Regions from separate parts of the Homo sapiens genome. Here all the other regions are linked to region 2. The links are chromatin contacts, found by Hi-C or POLR2A ChIA-PET in ENCODE. All regions are on one chromosome and are shown on one strand. Each heading gives the region's core, a stretch centred on a gene start or an enhancer-like site at or near the end of the contact. The rest is flanking DNA. Distances are from core to core; before and after follow the strand shown. Region 1 holds the start of USP3 (ubiquitin specific peptidase 3). Region 2 holds the start of DENND4A (DENN domain containing 4A). Region 3 holds the start of SKOR1-AS1 (SKOR1 antisense RNA 1).

Region 1 (4,082 bases), core at 1-2,500, 2.3 Mb after region 2:
TTTCTGAAGTGCACAATTCGAATTGTACGCTATTAATATAACCCAAGATACCAGTGACCATCTCAAAGCTAATAAACAAAGACTAGCGGTGGCACCAGGGCCCTACCAGGAAGTAAGCAAAGCCGTGTGGCCGGTGCGATCCTAAGAAGTCGCTTAGAGCAGACAATGAGAGGGCACTGGGGCTTCCAAGGGGGCCAGCAGGAGTTAAAACGCTTAAGCTACTCAAAAGCCTTATATAAATCTAATAAGTGTTTCACAACACAGGAACTGGGAATCCCAACGCATTTTCGGACAACCCAAAAGGTCTGAAAAACAAACTCGAGCAGTCCCCTCCAAAGCAGCTGTTGGCTCAGCCTCCGAGCTTCTCAGCCCGCAGCCTGTTTTCAAACTTCACCATCCCTGACGGATGAAAGACCCCGACCTCCGCCGCCCGAGCTCCCAGCGCCTCTCGGGGTTTCGAGGTGCCCGAGCCTGCGGAGAAGGGAAAGGAAACCCGGGCCGGGTTCGGCGGAGGAGAGGAGCCCCGCGCGCCCCGCAGCCCAGACAAAGCTGCGCCCGGAGAGCGGCGCTCTTCCCGCCCTGTCTGCGGAGAAGCGCGGCGCGGGCCCCGCCACACGTGCGGCCGCCCCTCGGGGGCCGGACACCCGCCCCACAGGCGACCCCGCAACACGGACGGGCACAGCCCCCGGCCACGGCAGGGCGGGGCAAGGGCGCACGCAGCTGGCCAGGGTCCCCGCCTGCCGCTGCCCCCACGCGCTCGAGGCCTCCGCGGACTCCCGCCCCTCGCGGCCCTCTCCTTCGCTGGCCCGGCCGTCGGGCCTCGGGAAACAAAGGAGCCGCCGCCGCTCCCGCACGCGCCCGCCTCATCGCGTACCCTCCCCAGCCCGCCGGGCCCGGCTCGCCCTCGCCCCTCCCCGAGTCCGCGCGCCGGCCGCCTGCGGCCCCTAGACGGCAGGCCCGGCAGAGCCGCGGCCTCGGGTGCGCTGCGGGGCCGGCCCGTGGCCGCACTCACCGCTGCAGCACCAGGACGACGGGGAGCCGTTGGGGAACTTGGCTGAGTCCGGAGCAATGCAGACGCTGGAGCTCAGGTGTGGACACTCCATGGCCACGAGGAGGGCAGCTGGGAGGACTGCGGCTCCAGGACCCGGCGAGGTGGGGGCGGAGGAACTCCGGAGGCTCCGTCTGGTGTCGCTTCTAGCCGGGCGCTCGGCCGACGGCGGCTGCGTCTCGAGCCCTTGCGTCAAAGAAAGCACGGGCTTCCGGACGCCGGGTTTTCTCGCCCGCCGTCTCCCGGCGCCCCGCTCCGTAGAACGTGTAACTCCGAGATCCGGGTTCTGCAGCCACCCCTAGACTGGAGGCTTCCGCCTTTCCAGGCCGGCCCCTCCCCGCCCCGCCCCCGGGTCCGCCCCCGCCCAGCCCGCGGGGTGGGGTCCCGGCGAGCTCCAGCTGGTGGCGCAGAGTCCGGCTGTGTTCCGAAGTGACTTTCCTAGTCACGCCGCTTCCCCGGCCCCGGGAAGGGTGGGGCGCCGAGCAGGGCACCCCGGGCCGTCCGCGGCGTTTCCTGCGGTGGGCGGAGGATACTGAACCTATGTGGTGCGGACTACTCGGTGGCTTCGTGGTAAAAATCCGGCCGCTCCGCAAAGTGTAAAGAAGAACTTTAAAACCTCTCGGGCAGACAGGCACCGTGGCCCTCATTTTATACACGAAGAAACAAGCTGGGGAGGCCAAGGGCCTGGCCCCGGGGGAGGCGGGCAGCGGGTTTCATGGGTGCCAGGGCAGTCCCGCCCGACTTAGCGTTAGGCTCCTTGCGGCAGGTGCGATCCGTAGCCCTTTCTAGGTTCTGAACACGTGGCGTTAGCCAGCCACCTAGATGCTGCGTGGGTGGGCCCGCAGGGGCGCCCATGAACCCACGTTCAAATCCTGTCACTGTGACTCACCATCTGCGTTACCTCCAGCACATCGTAGGACTTTCAAGCCAGGAAGTTCAAGTGAGATAAACGTAGCCTGGGATTGCTGGGCAAGCTAAACTCCCCATTACCAGGCGATAAGAAGGGAAGGGATCTAGCATTTGTTAGATACCTAAGGTCTCCCAGCCAGGCACTTCCCATACCGCATTTAAGCCTCGCAACACCCTACCAGCTGTTACCATCCCCTTTTTACCGCAGGGGGAAACCGAGTCTGTAACTTGTTGATCTGTATGGAGATTGGATCCCTGACCCTCTGACCTCTTTTTAGTGAGGGATTAGAGAAGAGGGCAAGCCTCAAGGGGCCGCTTGGGCCGGCATACCCTGGATCGAGCCTGCGATCTCACTGGGGCACTTGAGGACGTCCGGGGCTATTACAAATATTGCTTCCAAGTTGGGGCTCCTTGTAAAACCCGGCGAAGGAGCCTCGGGGCCAGAAGGCGAGCAGGAGGAGGGGGAAGACTGATGTGGCAATCCTGCGGCCAGAGCGAGAGGAGGAAGGAAGGTCAGGAAATGATTAACCGGGCCGGGCAGTGGTTAGAGCCGGGCACCTCCCCGCAATGCAGTCCTAGAGCAGCCAGGGACGCCCCGTCAATCACTTCTTACTCCTCCCTACCTCCCACGCCACAAGTCGGCCTCTTCCGCATAGACCTCTGCCTAATGGTATCCACCCACCGGGGGCACCTCTGCTCATCCTTTCCCCAGAAGTATTTCTGGGTCCTCAAAGATCTGTCCTTTTCCAAGTGGTATTTGCTGTTAGAGCAAGCCTCGGCCTGGGATTTTTATGGCAGTGATGCGTTGTGGAAAGTGCGTCTGCCTAGGAAGGCAGGCCGGCATGCTTTCAAATCTTAGCTCTGCTGCCTACTTGACGGCCAGGCTTAGCAAGCGTCTCTAGCCGTTCCAAGCCTTTTCTAGATCTGTAAAACTGGAAGAAGAATACTTGTCTCGCAAGGAACATGTGAGAATTCATGAAAATTGCCACCACATACTAGGTGGCCAATAAATTATAACTTTGTATTTGTTTTTACTGACACTAGATGAGAGCTGCTTCCCTGGGAAGCGGGAGGAGGAGAAACAATAATATCTGCCCTTGGCTCAAGTTCTTCCACCCATCTCTCCATGTCAACCTATTTGTCTTTAAGGCCTTGCTCCACCAACCTTCTGTTTCCTCCGGACACCCACCCCCACTTAGCATCCATAACCCCTTGTTCGGCCCTGGAGCATGACCTCACTCAGGCCATGCTTCATACTGGTATGTAATATTTCTTCACCCTCTCAGAGACTCCGTTTCCTAATCCCCTAGACTTCAGTTTAAACATCACTTCCTGAGGGAGTCTTTCCCGACCCTTTCCCACCCGCAGGGTACCTCCCAGTGTGTGATGTCCTTGTCTGCCCCAACACCGGCTTTTAAAAACACTTAAAACAAAAAACAAAACAAAAAAAAAAACAGTGTCTCCTATATTGCCCAGGCTGGTCTCGAAATCCTGGGCTCAAGAGATCCTCCCGCCTAGGCCTCCCAAAGTGCTAGGATTACGGGCATGAGTCACCGCGCCCGGCCTAAAAACACTCTTCATGCGTGTAATTATTTGTTTAATGTCTCTCTTCCTCTTGTTTGTCCATAAGGTAGCAAACAAGTCTGTCTGGTTTTCTGCTTTATTTCTAACATGCAATGTAGAACATGGAGGATGTCTGATAAGTAAGTGAATACATGACATGAACGGGTGAGTGTGCGGTATGTTAGCCATGTCTACCATGGGCAAGAGCCTAGCAGGTGGCCCAATATTTGCCAATATTTGACCCCTAGAGATGATCTCTAAATTTCCTTTCAGTTCTAGCTTTATGATTTTAACGGAATCAGGAATGTGAAAGTGCTTTGTAAGGTGTAAGCTATTTTAAGGGAAAAAAAAGTTTCCATTAGTGACTTCTCTCCCCAGCTAGAATAAAAACCCTTGGGAGCAGGGGCCCTAATTTAGTCCCGATTGTGATAGTCCCCAGAGGGCAAGCTCTATCAGGCAGTCCAGAGAAGTTGGGCAAAATCAGAGAGGCCCTCCTGGGGCGTTTGCTAGATTTCCCTAAAATAGTGAACTTTCCTGTGTCTTTGAAAGTTTCCATAATAAG
Region 2 (4,273 bases), core at 153-2,652:
TTTTACAGCTTTAACTGACATACAGAGGACTACATATATTTAAAGTATGCAACTCGATTGTTTTGTTTTGTTTTAAAGCAAAATCTTGCTCTGTCACCCAGGCTGGAGTGCAGTGGCACAATCTCGGCTCACTGCAGCCTCCGGCTCTGGGGCTCAAGCGATCCTCCCACCTCAGCCTCTCAAGTAGCTGGGACCACAGGCGCACGCCACCACGCCCGGCTAATTTTTTGTATTTTTGGTGGAGACAGGGTTCTCGCCATTTTGCCAGGCTAGTCTTGAACTTCTGAGCTCAAGCTGACCCTCTTGCCTCGGCCTCCCTAAGCGTTGGGATTACAGGCATGAGCAAAGGCGCCTGGCCTCAGTTATTTTTCTAACCTTTATAGCATGTTTCCCCTTAAAATGTGCTTAAGTACTTTTTTATTGTCCCTCTTCTCCCACTAAACTGCAGTTTCCTGAAGGCAAAGGTTTTCTGTTTCCCTCACCACTGTGCACCCTCTGTATGGATGTTTGTTGACTGAATGAATGAATACAATGAAAGAACTGGAGGTAGGAAATAAAGTTGTAAACTTGGTTAGTAAAAGGCTATGCAATTTAGGAAAAGTTGACTTTAAAGCAGAGGGATTTTGGGGGTCCTGTTTCTTCTTTCATTTGTCCATGGAATAATGTCTAACATTTATTGAGTACTTTCAAGCACTATACTAAGTACTTCACAGGTACTATAGAATTTAACTCCCGAGCAACCCCATGGGGGTAATCAAGCTTTATTAACCTCATCTGTCAACAGCCATCAATGGTGGAGAGCCACAGTCAGGTTTAAGTAGGCCGTATCCAATTAATCCAAAGTAATCGACACCCCGTCAGTCAACAATAGCTGTTTCATCAACGTACTTTTCGGAGAAACCCCCTGAATTCCCCGCTTTACCTTTCTATCTTGGGACCGAAACCTACTCGGCGGTTGCTAACCCTTAAGGGAGTTTCCTGGAGAATGTGAGCACCCTTGGTGGAGGAGCAGCAGCTGCTCAGATCTAGCAAGTCTGAGACGAACCGAGCAAGGCAATCTCAGGACTCCCAGAGTGCCGGGGAGGAAGGAAGAAACAGGTCAGTTGGCGCGAACTGGATTCTTGTGCCTCTGGGTGACGAAAGGTGAAGGGATTGTACGCTTCGCCCACGCCAGCCTGGGGCTCGGGATCTCCTGACCCGACGGGGAACCACGGTGCGTTTCCCCAACTACACCGCACGTCACGGACTAAGGCGACTTAGTCCCGCCCACCTTCACCGCCCCATTATCAGTTTGGCGCTAGGACCCCACGACCCTCAACTCGGCCCTCTCCTCCCACTCGGGCCAGATCCGGCCTTCGATTGGTGCTCGCGGGCGTGATTCCCGCCCCCGCCCCTTCCGTCATTGCCAAGATGGCGCCGGTCGCGGTGGCCGCGGAGGCTAGAGTCGGAGAAAGAGGCGGAGGCAGTGGCGGCCGCGAGGGGAGGGGGAGTCCCGTCTGACTGAGACGGCAGGCCTGGGCGGGCGGGCGGGGGTGCCGCGAAGGGCGGAGCGCCGGGCTGGGGATGAGCTAAGCGGGCTCAGAGCGCCGCGGCATTCAGCCCCTCGTGTTCCGCTACCGCGCGTGCGGGATTCCGGCGCCGCTCTCCGAGCTCGATCCGCTGCTCGCACGGGAGCCAGCTGGGTGGTGAGTGCGGGGGCGGCGACCCGGGCAGCGGTGGCAGGTGGAGCTGTCACGGCCCGGAGAGGTGACAGCCGGGGGCGCGGGAGCGGGGCGGGTGGGTTCGGGGAGGAGGCACGGATGGCCGAGATCTCCGCCCGAGAGCTCCTGAGATCCGGGAGGTGCTCCGCGGCTCGGTCCGCCCCGGGATGGCGCGGCGGTGCTGAGAGTAGCACCCGCGCCTCTGCGTCGGACGCGTGGGGGGCTCCTGTGTTTTCATTCCAGATTTTCTATTCCAGGCTGGCCTGGGGCTGTTGTTATTTGGGAGTGGGGGCGGGGAGGGGGAGGTCCTGGATCTGGGATTTTGACAAGCCCGTTACGTAAGTCGGAGGTGGCTTCCCGGAATCCCACCTGCTCGGTATCTGAGACAGGCGGCGGGGGGAGCCCGGGGTGCCTGCAGGCCCACTTTTCCTCCCAGGGTCTGTTCAGCCTTCCCCGGCCCGCGGGCACGGGTTCTGCGTGAGCGCGGCCAGCGTCCAAGTTGACCAGTTTTTTTTCTAGTCTTTTTGGGGGGGTGTGTGGTGGGGGAAGGGAACTGTTCCTGGTTACCACCATTCCCTTTGAAGTTTATTGTTTTCTGGAGGTGGGGGGCAGGAAAAACAGTAAAAAGCTTGTGACCTAAAATTGGGTCGCAGCGACAGCTTTTCATTATCGTGCTTTTAAATGACAGATGTGCTGGAAGATTGTTGTTGTTGTTCCAATGTGCTTTTAATTCAAACGTATGGTTACGCCTAGAACCGTAGAGAGAGGTTTTTGTCTTATAGGACAGTTATTTCTTGTTTGCAACAGCAGGACAGGCATCAGTCAACAGGCATGTATTTATTTGAGGAGAAAACGCGTGTCAGCCAGCTAGAGACCCGTGAGGGCAGAAATTGTATTACTCTGTGAATATGTTATTCTTTAAAATGTATTATACGTTAATGAAAAGAATAGCCCGAATGTAAAAGAAGTCTTAGAAGATTACAAGCTGTTATTTGGTGTGTATATAGTCTCCTTCTATTTTCTGTTTACCCTAGTATACCTCTTCTCTCCTTGGGGGAGGAGGTGGAGACACCTGTAAACAGCGTAGCCCCGGTTACGCTAATCTATTGTAGTACATTTGGGATTATTTTAAGAAGTATTCTGGGGGACCTAAGATTGGGTAATAAGTAAGGACTCTTGAGCAAGTTATTCAGTTTATGTTGATAGCGGTTCTGGGATTCGACTTCTGAAAACTTAAGTATACAAAATTTCTGAGCTGTTTGAACCCTGTTTGAACTTAAAATAAAATATTATATTTGGCTTCTTTTTTGGAAACTGTTTTGGGCAGAATTAAACATTTTCGGCAATTTTTACTTTATTTTCACGATTTCCCTTTGAACCACAGCTCTCAGTAGGAGTCCAGAACAGCATATGTTATCATCATCATTATATATAATATGTTACATAATTTTCTTTTTCTGAATGATTAAACATAGACCTACTTCACTGTGGAGTTTAATTTTTGTTTTATATTATTTTTTAAGCCCCTTCCATTCTGGGATCACTGTGGAATTTTATAACAGTGTACTTGCTGAGAAAGTTAATTGATCTTGATACCAGTCGCAAATTGGGAATAAATGTAGATAACTTTTGGTCCAAGTTTTAAACTTATATACACAAATTTACATTTTTGAAAATTGGTGAAGCAATATGAATTTTTTGTCTGTGCAAGAGAGCCAGGAAGTTGATGCTGATTTGTTCTGAACTTTTCCACATGAATTACCACTGGTTTAAAGAGTTATTGATTCTCAAGTTCCTGGAACTGTTGTCCTATTTCTGGTAACTTGAATAGTATTTAGTATAATTGGGAGGCTAGAAGAAGAGACTACATGACATTTATTAATTCATTAAAAAAATTATGGCAGAATTGTAAAATAAAATTAGCTGGGATTAATAGAATTGTAAAATAAAAGTAGCTGGGACTACAGGCGTGCACCACCGTGCTTGGCTAATTTTTGTATTTTTTGAGACGGGGTTTCGCCATGTTGCCCAGACTGGTTTTGAACTCGTGAGCCCAAGCAATCTGCCCGCCTTGGCCTCCCAAAGTGCTGAGATTACAGGCGTGAGCTACCGCACCCGGCCAGTTATTACTCTTATAACTGCTATTATAAAACTTGGTTTTCCACTGAGTGATATTAGTTACATTATATTTTGTTGTTTGCAGAATTTTTCAAAGCATTCTATGTCCTACAAAAACCTAGTTAAAGCACTGATGCAGATAGAGTTGTTTGGTATATAATAAACCTTGTGCTATTCCTACTTAAATTGATGGTGCGTTGTTCTAGGTGGAAAACAAAAGTTGCTCTAGCAGGAAAATTGACTTGTTATTCTTGCCTTCTCTGATGTCAGAGACTTATCTTTGTGGGATTTTTCCTTTTTCCTACCACAGGTAGAAGAAGAGTGACTGAGAATAGCTGATACATTTTTCTTCCTTTTTTTTTTTTTTAATCTAATACCCTATATTGATTGTTTATTCAGTAGAATTTGTGGGAGGATGCTGGGCGTGGAGGGAGTCAAGCACACCACACTTTATT
Region 3 (4,293 bases), core at 586-3,085, 2.0 Mb before region 2:
AGAGCTAGTTCCGAGAAGCCGAGGGGAAGCTGAAGGCGCGCCCTGGCCAACCCTCCCCACGATCCCCCGCCGCAACCCCTGTCGGCCCCTTCCAGCCCACAGTGGGTGGCCCCAGGCCTCGCTAGGGTCACGTCTCTCGGGTCCCCGCGCAGGGAAGGGTCCAACCAGCGACTCGCAACCTTTTCGGGGTCCCGAGTCCAACACCCGTGGGAATCCCATGGGCACCATGGCCCCTCGCTCCAAAAATGCTTTCGCGTCGCGCAGACACTGCTCGGTAGTTTCGGGGATCAGCGTTTGAGTAAGAGCCCGCGTCTGAACCCTCCGCGCCGCCCCGGCCCCAGTGGAAAGACGCGCAGGCAAAACGCACCACGTGACGGAGCGTGACCGCGCGCCGAGCGCGCGCCAAGGTCGGGCAGGAAGAGGGCCTATTTCCCATGATTCCTTCATATTTGCATATACGATACAAGGCTGTTAGAGAGATAATTAGAATTAATTTGACTGTAAACACAAAGATATTAGTACAAAATACGTGACGTAGAAAGTAATAATTTCTTGGGTAGTTTGCAGTTTTAAAATTATGTTTTAAAATGGACTATCATATGCTTACCGTAACTTGAAAGTATTTCGATTTCTTGGCTTTATATATCTTGTGGAAAGGACGAAACACCGTGCTCGCTTCGGCAGCACATATACTAAAATTGGAACGATACAGAGAAGATTAGCATGGCCCCTGCGCAAGGATGACACGCAAATTCGTGAAGCGTTCCATATTTTTACATCAGGTTGTTTTTCTGTTTTTACATCAGGTTGTTTTTCTGTTTGGTTTTTTTTTTACACCACGTTTATACGCCGGTGCACGGTTTACCACTGAAAACACCTTTCATCTACAGGTGATATCTTTTAACACAAATAAAATGTAGTAGTCCTAGGAGACGGAATAGAAGGAGGTGGGGCCTAGGCAGATTCATCTCTGCGGTGCATTTTGCCTCTGGCCCTCGGGCCCTAGTTTGCGATCTTTCCCATCTTGCCTCTGCTTCCCTCTGCACAATCCTGAGTATTGCAGTACCTTACACTTAAGGAAATTTCGTCTTGCCAAAGTTGATCCATTTCAGCTCCGAAACATAACAGGAACTAGTGCAACGATAAACGTATGAGGAACTTGCAATAAGAGTGACAGAATCCTTTGAATCAAAAAAAAAAAAAAAGCCACCACTTAATGAGTATCTACCATATGTCAAGGGCTTCACCAATATTTCATTGAAATATTCCAGACCAAATAAATAAATAATAAAAGAAAAAAAGAAAAGGGGGAGGGGGCAGAAAAATAAAATAATGTTTAAAAAATTCCTGACAGCCCCACCCTGTGGGTTTTACTGTTTTACTGTCATCATTTTACACCAATCACTGAGAGGTAAAGCCTGATAAGACTTACAGAGGCACAGACCCTGAAAAGATCGGGACCCAGGTCTCAGGTAATTGAGTTACAAAAACACAGTCCCGAGTGGTAAGACAAAGAGGAAACAAAGTCCAACCACGTTCAGATTTCCTGCGATGACTTAGGCAATGTTTTCTGAAATATCTTTCCAACAGAAAAATGGTGCAACTGCTTTGCTAGTGCTTCAGCATGCACGTGGGCCCTGCGGCCACTGGGACCTCAGTCGATCTGCCGGGAGCGGCCGCACAGCTCCCAGCCTCCAGGCGCGCCGCAGGAGGACTGTTAGGCTCGAAGCCCCGGAGCCACCCAGGGACAGCGGCGGGTACTCTACCAGCGGGCGCTGGGAGCTGCCGGGCAGCATTCCATTCAGGACTCATTCCTTTTCTCTTCAGTGGAAGTGAAATGATCCTTTCCAGGTAACAGCCGAGCATAGGGGACTGCGGGACATCTCCGCCTCTTCCTTGGCTCTGGGCCTTCGATGTAAGGCGTTAGAGGACAATCTTTGTTGGCTGGATTTCTGTTCTTCCCCTAGAGATATCTGGTTCTTTGGAGGCCACTTGGGCAATTGGGTGAGTAGTTTTAAATGTCTCCCTTGGGATGCCAAATAAGAAAACGACCAATGTCGATGTGGCTCCCTCTCTTTCAGCACAGACAACCCATCAGACTGGAATATTATTAGTCTACGTATGTGGAAGGGGGTGTTATGGGGAGTAAAATAGAATCCAAGAGTGAAGGACTTGGCCCAAAAAGGACTGTTGAGATTGTTCTAAAGAAACTGGTCGGGCGCAGTGGCTCACGCCTGTAATCCTAGTACTTTGGGAGGCTGAGCTGGGAGGATACCGAGGTCAGGGGTTCGAGACCAGTCTGGCCAACAAGGTGAAGCCCTGTCGCTACTTAAAAGAAAAGAAAAGATTAGAACAGAAATTAGGAAAAAGACAGGCAGTTCCTAGCCCCAGAAAATCCAGAGACCTGGCTGACTTCCTTTCCTCTGCACTAACCTGCTGAGGGAACTTGGGCAAGTCTTCGCCTCTTTGGACACATAGAGTCAATGCATTGGCGTTGCAGGATGCCCTTCCAACCTCTGTGCTTCTAGATTCTTATGAATGTGTCTCCAGAAACTCAATAGTCCATGCATTGGCGTTGCAGGATGCCCTTCCAACCTCTGTGCTTGTAGATTCTTATGAATGTGTCTTCAGAAAGCTCAATAGTCCAGGCTTGAAAAAGCACCGGTTTGTCCTCCTTTCTGGGCCCCCTTTCTGGGCCCCTGGAGGAGAGGAGGGTGATGGACTGGGGTACATTTTGGGACTCTAAAAGCATTCCTGGCTTGAGTCTCAGGAAAGTGAATTCAGAGGGAGTTGTAATCTTTGCAAACACCAATACAATAGCACTTCTTGTATGCCAGGAGCTGTTCTCAGTGCTTTACATATATTAACAGAAAACAGTTCTATGAAGTAGGTACTGTTAATCTCCCTATGTTATAGATGAGGAAGCTAAGGCACAGAGAGATTCAACAACTTGCCCAATGTCACTCATCAATGACAGGGCAGCATTGAGACCTCAGTAAATCTGGCTCCAGAGTTTGTGCTCTTAGCCAAGCATCTGAGGATGGAGAGAGGAGATGAGGCTGTTTAGAATTCATGGGAAGAGCATGCAGATCCAGTTCTGCTTTTGTTGGTGTTCTGAATTCAAGGCAGGAGTCACATGTTTGCAACGGATCAAGGCTTTAGAGCAGGGTAGCTACGAATGGGTGGACCTGTGTGCCAGTGACCTGGAAAAGTATGACGGAGTGAAGGAATACCCCCTTTAGGACACAGTTGGAACAGGAACAAAGTTTTCCTTTTCTAGGTTAACAATCACTTACCTGATACCTGCTCCCAAAACGAATCCTATTGATGAAGGATCTTCTTTCTGAGCAGTAAACCTGTGTTTAATTAACCTTATGCAAATGAGCTTAATTGCTTATCAGTGGCTGTTGTCCAGAAGCACCTAGGGATTCCTTCCCTCAGACATTTTCAGCACCTAGATGAACCGCAAAGTTGGAAGCCTTTCATCTACACATGTGTTGTGTGCCTGTGGAGCCCTGGGCCCTGTGTTGAAGATTGCAAGGAAAAGCAAGGTGTGACCCCTGCTGTGGACTTACTTTCAGTCTTAGGGCAACAGACACTTACAACCAAGAATAACAAAGGGAGGTGAGTGCCCTGCTAGCCTCATGAACCGAGTGCCACTAGAACACAGAGTCACCTGTGCTCCAGGAGTTAAGGGGTCTTCTAAGTGGTGCTTTTGCACACAGGTTACCCTGATTTGCAGAGGAAATGGAGATGGGAAGGGACTTACTGCTTTCTCCCGTGGGGGTGAAAAATAAACCCACTTGATGCTGTCTCCAACGGCGGCTCCAACTTTGCTCAGTCTCTCACTCTGGATTTGCCAGAACAGGTGGGGATAGAGATCATCTTCCCACTGCGGATCCCAAGAGGGGCCCCGGCTTCCGTTCACTCTTGTCCCTTACCCCAGACCTGGGACTCCAGAGCCAGACCTCCTGTAGGCACCGCTGGGGACCAGGCCAAACCAAACACTCCAGGAGAACAGCCCACAGGATATTCTGTGTTCAACTGCCTCCTCCAACTTCCAGGCCCCACTTTTTCTCCCTGGGACCCCAGGCACCCTGGTCTGGGCCTTCGGGCGTTGGCTGTAATGCTTAAAATCTGTCGCAAGGTGGCAACATTGTGGCGAGAAATAGACTTTTTTTAAATCCTGGGTTTTTTTTTTCAAAGCATATTTTCCCTATTAATGTTTCATTTAACTTAATTAGAATCTGGTAAACTAATTAAAGTAGCTACGAGCCCCGCAATCAGCAATAA

What was found. Hi-C counts contacts between places; a loop is a spot of excess contacts on that map. ChIA-PET counts read pairs that join two places held with the same protein, here RNA polymerase II (POLR2A). Pooled maps may share reads with other maps.
Region 1: a loop to region 2 is called in a map of naive thymus-derived CD4-positive, alpha-beta T cell, with 13 times the contacts of the local background. The contact joins the promoter of USP3 here to the promoter of DENND4A in region 2. A Hi-C loop is called at or near these places in 1 of 168 maps with a recorded cell type or tissue (naive thymus-derived CD4-positive, alpha-beta T cell), 3 of 37 single-sample maps with no recorded cell type and 9 of 50 pooled maps. POLR2A ChIA-PET finds 5 or more read pairs at or near these places in 3 of 52 experiments (CD4-positive, alpha-beta T cell, PC-3 and activated T-cell).
Region 3: a loop to region 2 is called in a pooled map, with 2.6 times the contacts of the local background. The contact joins the promoter of SKOR1-AS1 here to the promoter of DENND4A in region 2. A Hi-C loop is called at or near these places in 1 of 50 pooled maps. POLR2A ChIA-PET finds 5 or more read pairs at or near these places in 2 of 52 experiments (activated B cell and activated T-cell).

What each region holds. Positions count from the first base shown.
Region 1 is chr15:63,501,761-63,505,842 of GRCh38, reverse strand. It overlaps USP3 (ubiquitin specific peptidase 3), which reads right to left and starts at 1,250. Exons shown (of 15, transcript NM_006537.4): 1 at 1,013-1,250. The coding sequence starts at 1,103. RefSeq lists silencers at 439-518, 589-788, 859-968, 1,319-1,658 and enhancers at 1,384-2,176, 2,649-2,698, 2,177-2,970.
Region 2 is chr15:65,789,422-65,793,694 of GRCh38, reverse strand. It overlaps DENND4A (DENN domain containing 4A), which reads left to right and starts at 1,402. Exons shown (of 33, transcript NM_001320835.1): 1 at 1,402-1,685. LOC105370866 (a long non-coding RNA gene) reads right to left here and starts at 1,222. Exons shown (of 3, transcript XR_932372.2): 1 at 923-1,222. RefSeq lists enhancers at 706-1,325, 549-1,514 and a silencer at 1,516-1,845.
Region 3 is chr15:67,836,421-67,840,713 of GRCh38, reverse strand. SKOR1-AS1 (SKOR1 antisense RNA 1) reads left to right here and starts at 1,835. Exons shown (of 3, transcript NR_120345.1): 1 at 1,835-2,004; 2 at 3,281-3,624. It overlaps RNU6-1 (RNA, U6 small nuclear 1), which reads left to right and starts at 669; the gene lies at 669-775. RefSeq lists enhancers at 274-323, 1-731, 3,355-3,885.